2 separate regions of the Homo sapiens genome follow, and region 2 is linked to region 1. Evidence: chromatin contacts called from ENCODE Hi-C data. All regions are on one chromosome and are shown on one strand. Each heading gives the region's core, a stretch centred on a gene start or an enhancer-like site at or near the end of the contact. The rest is flanking DNA. Distances are from core to core; before and after follow the strand shown. Region 1 holds the start of ADAMTS9-AS2 (ADAMTS9 antisense RNA 2). Region 2 overlaps MAGI1 (membrane associated guanylate kinase, WW and PDZ domain containing 1).

Region 1 (2,761 bases), core at 135-2,634:
TCTTGAGCAAGTCTCCAGCTCTCAAAGTCTCAGATTTTTTTTTGTCAGTAAAATGTGTTGTTCTGAGGATTGGGTTCTTGGAGGATTTGGATGAGATAATACATATGTAAACTACTTACAGTAGTGCCAGGCAGACATTAATAGTAAGAGCTCAATAAATCATATCAATGTGATGCCAAAATTAATTGTACTGTTGATTCACAAAGGTGGGCCTAAGAGTTATCTTTTCTTGGTTAAGGTGACTATTTATTCAAACATATATGCTAAGTATATACAACATACAAAGCTCCAATATAGGAGAAAAATGAGTTGATGCTGACCCTGTTGCCAAGGAGAAAAGGATAGAACATGTGTACCAAGAACCTTGATACAAGGGAGAACGTACTAAGCATCATAAGAGAGACTCTCAGAAGTGTCTATGAAGGGGGAGGGGGAGAGATGACATCAACATGGGGAACTATGAAAAGGTCTTCTGGGAAAGAAGAGATATAAATTATATACACCTCCAAAGAAGGGTAGGATTTGAGCATGTGAAGATGAGTGAGAAGACCAAGTAAATTCCAAGGCACAAAGGCAATGAAGACTAGGATTGAGGGTGGGGTGCAGAGAAAGCAGTGTAAAACCCATGGCCTGAAATGCAGGATTTGTGGAGGAAAGATTGGGAGCTGAGACTGGACATGTGGATGTGAGTGAGTGCACTGTAAATAGTCTTAAATGCCAAATGGAGTTAGCGATCGAGGAGAAAGACTGGAGAAGAAGCCCAGTGTAATATTTCTTAGACATCAGTCCTAAGGAGAGAGGGGGAGAAAAGTGAAGCGGGATAGATTTAGGGTAGAGATGTTCAGGAGAGGCGGGCGACCCATCTCAGATGAAATTCAGAAAAACTGACAACTGACTAGGGGTGGCAGGATGGCACAGCCCACTCCAAAATCTGGTAGACTCTGGTAGACTCTTCAAGATTTCCTGGAAGACTCCTAGGCGGAGAACTAGCAACATCTTGATGCCACTGCTGCAGAAGTGGTAAGGGGAAGTCTTGGGAGGAGATAACTTCCAGAAGGAAGACAAAGGGGCAGGGGTTTTGGAGCTAGATTAATGGCTGAAGATACGAAGAACCAGAACGCATATCTTTAAGATGTATGAGGGCCCTTTTCCCCAAAAGAGGCAGACTGCGAATTAAACGCAATATAAATGAGGTTATCACAGTCCAGGTAGTCGTTTCTGAAGCCCTAGTCCTCAGTTCCCAAAGAAACCACGTGCGCACTACCACCTAAAACTGCCAATGAAAATGAAGGTCCTGCGCAGTAAAATATTTATACAACTGCTGGGGCCACTAGGCTTCAGCGGGTGTGGAGGCGGGGAGAGAGGAGGAGTAAAGGCTGTTTACAAACTTGACGTACACACGCAGTCCTATCCCTACGGTCCTGGAATTGGGGGTTACTATCTTGGAATCTAGGGGCACTCCAGGCTCTGGGCTCAGACGGCTGGCTTCTGCCTACCCGAGCCTTAACCTTTCAAGGACCAGAAGGATTCCAGAGCTCTTGCCCTAGGTCCTGGGGCAGCGATGACTCACTGCAGCACCCCCTCCCACTTCGCCAAGCTGCCGTCTCCGCCCACCCCCAAACAATCTCGACAGCGCATTTCGGGAGCCACGGCTCCGGGCGCTTTGCTGGGGGCTAAAGGGGTTTATCCCTTTCCTTGAATCCCAGCAGGCTAGAACTACCCCCTCCCAGTCTTCAGGCTTGCCACGCTCTCCACCCGATCCTTCCATTGAAAGGCAGAGAAGGAAGGATGTGCTTGGGAACTTTAAGACCCACGAACGACAGCGCACTGATGGAGCAGCCCAGTGTCTGGGGGTGAGTATCCAAGGCCCCGCTTAGAAAAGGGAGGGAGGGGCTGTGGGTGCTTCGGGAAGAATAAAGGCATCACCGGGCACAGTGCCTACGACCCCATTGCGCTTACAGCGCCGTGCGCTGGGAGAGACTGACCCGGGAAAGTTTCTGCGTCACACGCGCGTGGCAGAAACGCACGTCGCTTGGGAAAGTCAAGGACCACCCTTGCTCGGGCCAGAACCGTACCGCAGCGACTCCTCAAATGTCGTGGAGAAGTGGGGGGCAGATGCCTTGTAAGATCCACTGGAGGGCACATGCGGGGGTCGACAGAGAGTCGGGGAACCAACGTGGATTCCCTGCTAAATGCTATTTGGCAGCGCAAGAAGGCGGCCTCCCCGCCCTGCCTCAGTCCCTAGGGAAACGTGCGCCGCAGGCTCCCTCTCTCCACTCCCTGGAACCCGTGAGTAGTAGAAACCCCAGAGGAACCGAAATCACGTCCGGACAGCCTCTCCAGGCTGTCTCCCACTATCCCGTTTCTCCCGGCCACCCCGCCAGTAGGGTGCAGAGTTGGACTGCGCTGCACCCCCACTCTCGGTTCCACCCCAATTCAAAGCGTCCGGGGTAGGCTCCGCCTTCTCCCCCGCCCCCAGAGCCCTCGGCCCACCCTTCCGTTCCTGGGACGGGACCTGCTCCCTGTCAATCCAGTTCAGCCTCAGGGTTCCTGGCGCGTGAATAAAGGCCCTGAGAGAAAGCGGGGACTCTAGATTACGCACCGCCCTCCACAACACACACTGAAGGAACTCCCAGTGCCTTGGGCAGGGGATCCTCAGCCCCACATCCCCGATGCAAGGCGCACCAATAAGGAGTCTGGTCCGCCCTGCGCTCAGCGGCTCCGCTCCCGGGTGGCCAAGTTTGCTGCAGGGAACCGCAAC
Region 2 (2,761 bases), core at 129-2,628, 1.0 Mb after region 1:
GCCTAAGATGAGCTGGAGATGCAAAGAGAGACAGACCACGTGGGATCATAGAGCCCATGGTATGGAATTTGGATCTTTGTCTGCAGGAAGCTGCTCAGCAGTTTTCAGCAGGAAAGTGCTATGACATGATTTCTGTTGTTAAAAACAGCTGCTGCTGTGTGGGAAACAGCAAGAAGAAAAGCTGAAAAGATGAAGAGAAGTAATTCACCCCTAAACATGGTAAGTTACTTCCTCAAACCCCAGGGCCTAAAATTCCAAATCCTGGAGAAATAAGTCAAACTAGATAGTCATTCAGCTAAGCAAAGAGCAGGTGTTCTGTGGCACAGCTGAACTTTTACCCTTCAAACAGTATTGTCAGAAGAGAAACAACTGTCCCAAAGAAATGATGCAAAGAAAAAACCGTATTTTTTAAAAAATTATTTTGTCTAGGACACCACTATTCTTAACACTTTTTTTAAAAAATCTTAAAGGAACTTGGGGATAAAACTTTTTTAACTGCATAAGCACTATTCCTCTAGTAGAACTTGAGTGTGTAATGAAGCCAATTGTTTTTTAAAATAGTAAGGCTTTACTGTGATTCCTAATCAATACTCATATGACATCTCCTCACAAAATGATCATTTACTGTGTTTAATAACTCTTGAGATTAAATAGGAATGACATGCAGTAAAACCTGACTAATTTTGATCTGATTAAATCAAGTTTTGCAAAAATTTGGACCTGGCATGGTCTGAATCTGTGTTCTGCATTATCCAATAAAAACAAATCTGTCCTACAAATTAGCAGTTAACAAAAAATGGAACGGGGGGGGGGGGGGGGATGATATTCACTCTGAAGAAAACAAGCCATCTACAAGTATATTCATATAGGACCAACACACTAATTATAAACTGCTTATCTATTCCTGACAGCAGGTCACTCCAAAATCTCTATTACATTATGTAAGCATACGTTGAGGTTGCCTGCACCTACATTGGTAAACAAACTATATTCATTTAAAAATATTTCCTGGCTGAAAGTTCTCAATGACTTCAGCTAACAATACAGTTAGGATCAAAGTTTGAGGTTGGCTAAAATCACATGAAATCACTATGTATGAGCATTTTGGGTATAATACTATGCACAGTAGACAATATAAAACATAAAACATATATATTTTATACAGTCATTTAAGATTTGGTTTTATCTGAATGTCTAAGTGGACTAACTTCCAGCCAAAGGTTTAGAAACAACACTGAATCTAACTCAGGGAAGAGCCACTGCCAATCCTGCTTTACTAAACATTACAACCACTACCCAGCAAGGCCAAATTCCTTGAGCAAATGTGTGTTTGCTGACCCTGGAACCCATCTTTGAAGCTCCCCATCGCTAATGAAAAGTGAACTCTACTTCCTGACCTTTTCAGCTGTTCTGGGAATCCAGCCATAACCAGAGTCTCCCAAGAGAATCTCTGAATTTGTCTACTGCAAATACAGCACTGCAATCTAAGCAGGAAACTGAACTAGATTTTAAAACAAGCCGTTAGCAACAAAAGGCAGAACATTAAAATCACCATGTAATACAATCCTGCTACCACTGACCTTTGGTTATATAAGTAGTTCAGAATGACTTGATTGAATAAGAGATGCTGTATTACTTTCTTTCTGTGACTAAACATTTTGGGGCCTCATGTTCAATTAGAAATTAAAATTTGGCCACACATACCAAGAGTCTAATTACATTTCTCAGCATCTGTCTTTCTTTCCAGGCCAAAAGAAAATATTTATGAAGAGCAGATTGAGACAAAATATACTGCTGTGGAATTGGTGAATATCTCCATTACATCATTTGCCTTTTAGGTGGTTTATCAGTTAGGAATGCTTTTGGCTGCAAATAAGAGAATCTTTGCATTAAGAGTAGCTTAAACAGTTAGTGGCTTATTTATCTCACAAAATCTGGAAGTGATCCCTGGGGTTGCTTCAGCTCTTCAACAATGCTATAAAAAAAAATGGCTTCCACCATTCTCAGCATGTGAATTTTCTTCCCCAAGCCTGTCACCTCATTTTCACAAGATGCTACTACCTTTCCAAGCAACATATCCTCATTTAAAGCAGGAAGCAGGAGACAGGGGCGAAATGACTATCTTCATGAGTATCCATCATCTTTACTAAGGAAGGGAATCTCTTCTACTTCCCCTCACGTCTCATTGGCCAGAGCTGGGTCGCATATACAACTCTAGACCAGTCACTGGTGTGGCAGAATGGACTGACGAGACTGGCTTAGACCAACTGTGATTCACGACGTATGACCTGGGACAGGCCTGCTTTGCCTGAGATCAAGTAATTGTGCTGACTAGACACAAAATCAGGGGTCAGTTAGCGGGAACAGGGAGAGATGCTACTGAGGAGATAAGGACAGCACTGTAACCCACAAATGTTTCCTAGAATGGAAAGATCTACGGATAAACAAATGAATAAATGGTCACTAAAAGAAAAAAGTAATAGTTCATTTTTGTTTTCTCTACAGCAAAATATTGTGAGAGGCTGAAGTGTTGTCAGAGCTGTAGAACAGAATCTGTTATTGTCTAACTCTCCCCACCCCCCCGGGGTTTTTGTTTTTTTTTTTCTTTTTAATAAGTGAAATGGTTACCTCCATTGTAGTTTTGCCAAATTCAATGAAAAGAATCACAATGAATCAAGTTACCTCTAGAGGCATCTTCTAGCCCCCAAATTTAGTTACTGGATAACTCAAAAGGTAACCACCGTGCAACAGGGCATTTCTT

The links. A loop is a pair of places that touch in the nucleus more often than their neighbours do. Pooled maps may share reads with other maps.
Region 2: a pooled map shows a loop between it and region 1 (3-fold over the local background). The contact joins the enhancer-like site here to the promoter of ADAMTS9-AS2 in region 1. A Hi-C loop is called at or near these places in 4 of 50 pooled maps.

Annotation. Positions count from the first base shown.
Region 1 is chr3:64,683,486-64,686,246 of GRCh38, forward strand. It overlaps ADAMTS9-AS2 (ADAMTS9 antisense RNA 2), which reads left to right and starts at 1,385. Exons shown (of 6, transcript NR_038264.1): 1 at 1,385-1,853. All of the region lies in intron 2 of ADAMTS9 (ADAM metallopeptidase with thrombospondin type 1 motif 9), which reads right to left. RefSeq lists an enhancer at 1,582-2,083.
Region 2 is chr3:65,728,318-65,731,078 of GRCh38, forward strand. All of the region lies in intron 1 of MAGI1 (membrane associated guanylate kinase, WW and PDZ domain containing 1), which reads right to left. It overlaps LOC107986018 (a long non-coding RNA gene), which reads right to left. Exons shown (of 2, transcript XR_001740441.2): 2 at 1-2,761. Among named protein-coding and RNA genes, the nearest start is that of MAGI1-AS1, 160 kb to the right of the region's middle. Within about 2 kb of position 1,379, at least 5 of the 41 ENCODE cell types and tissues checked have a DNase peak (open chromatin) inside an H3K27ac peak, as active enhancers do.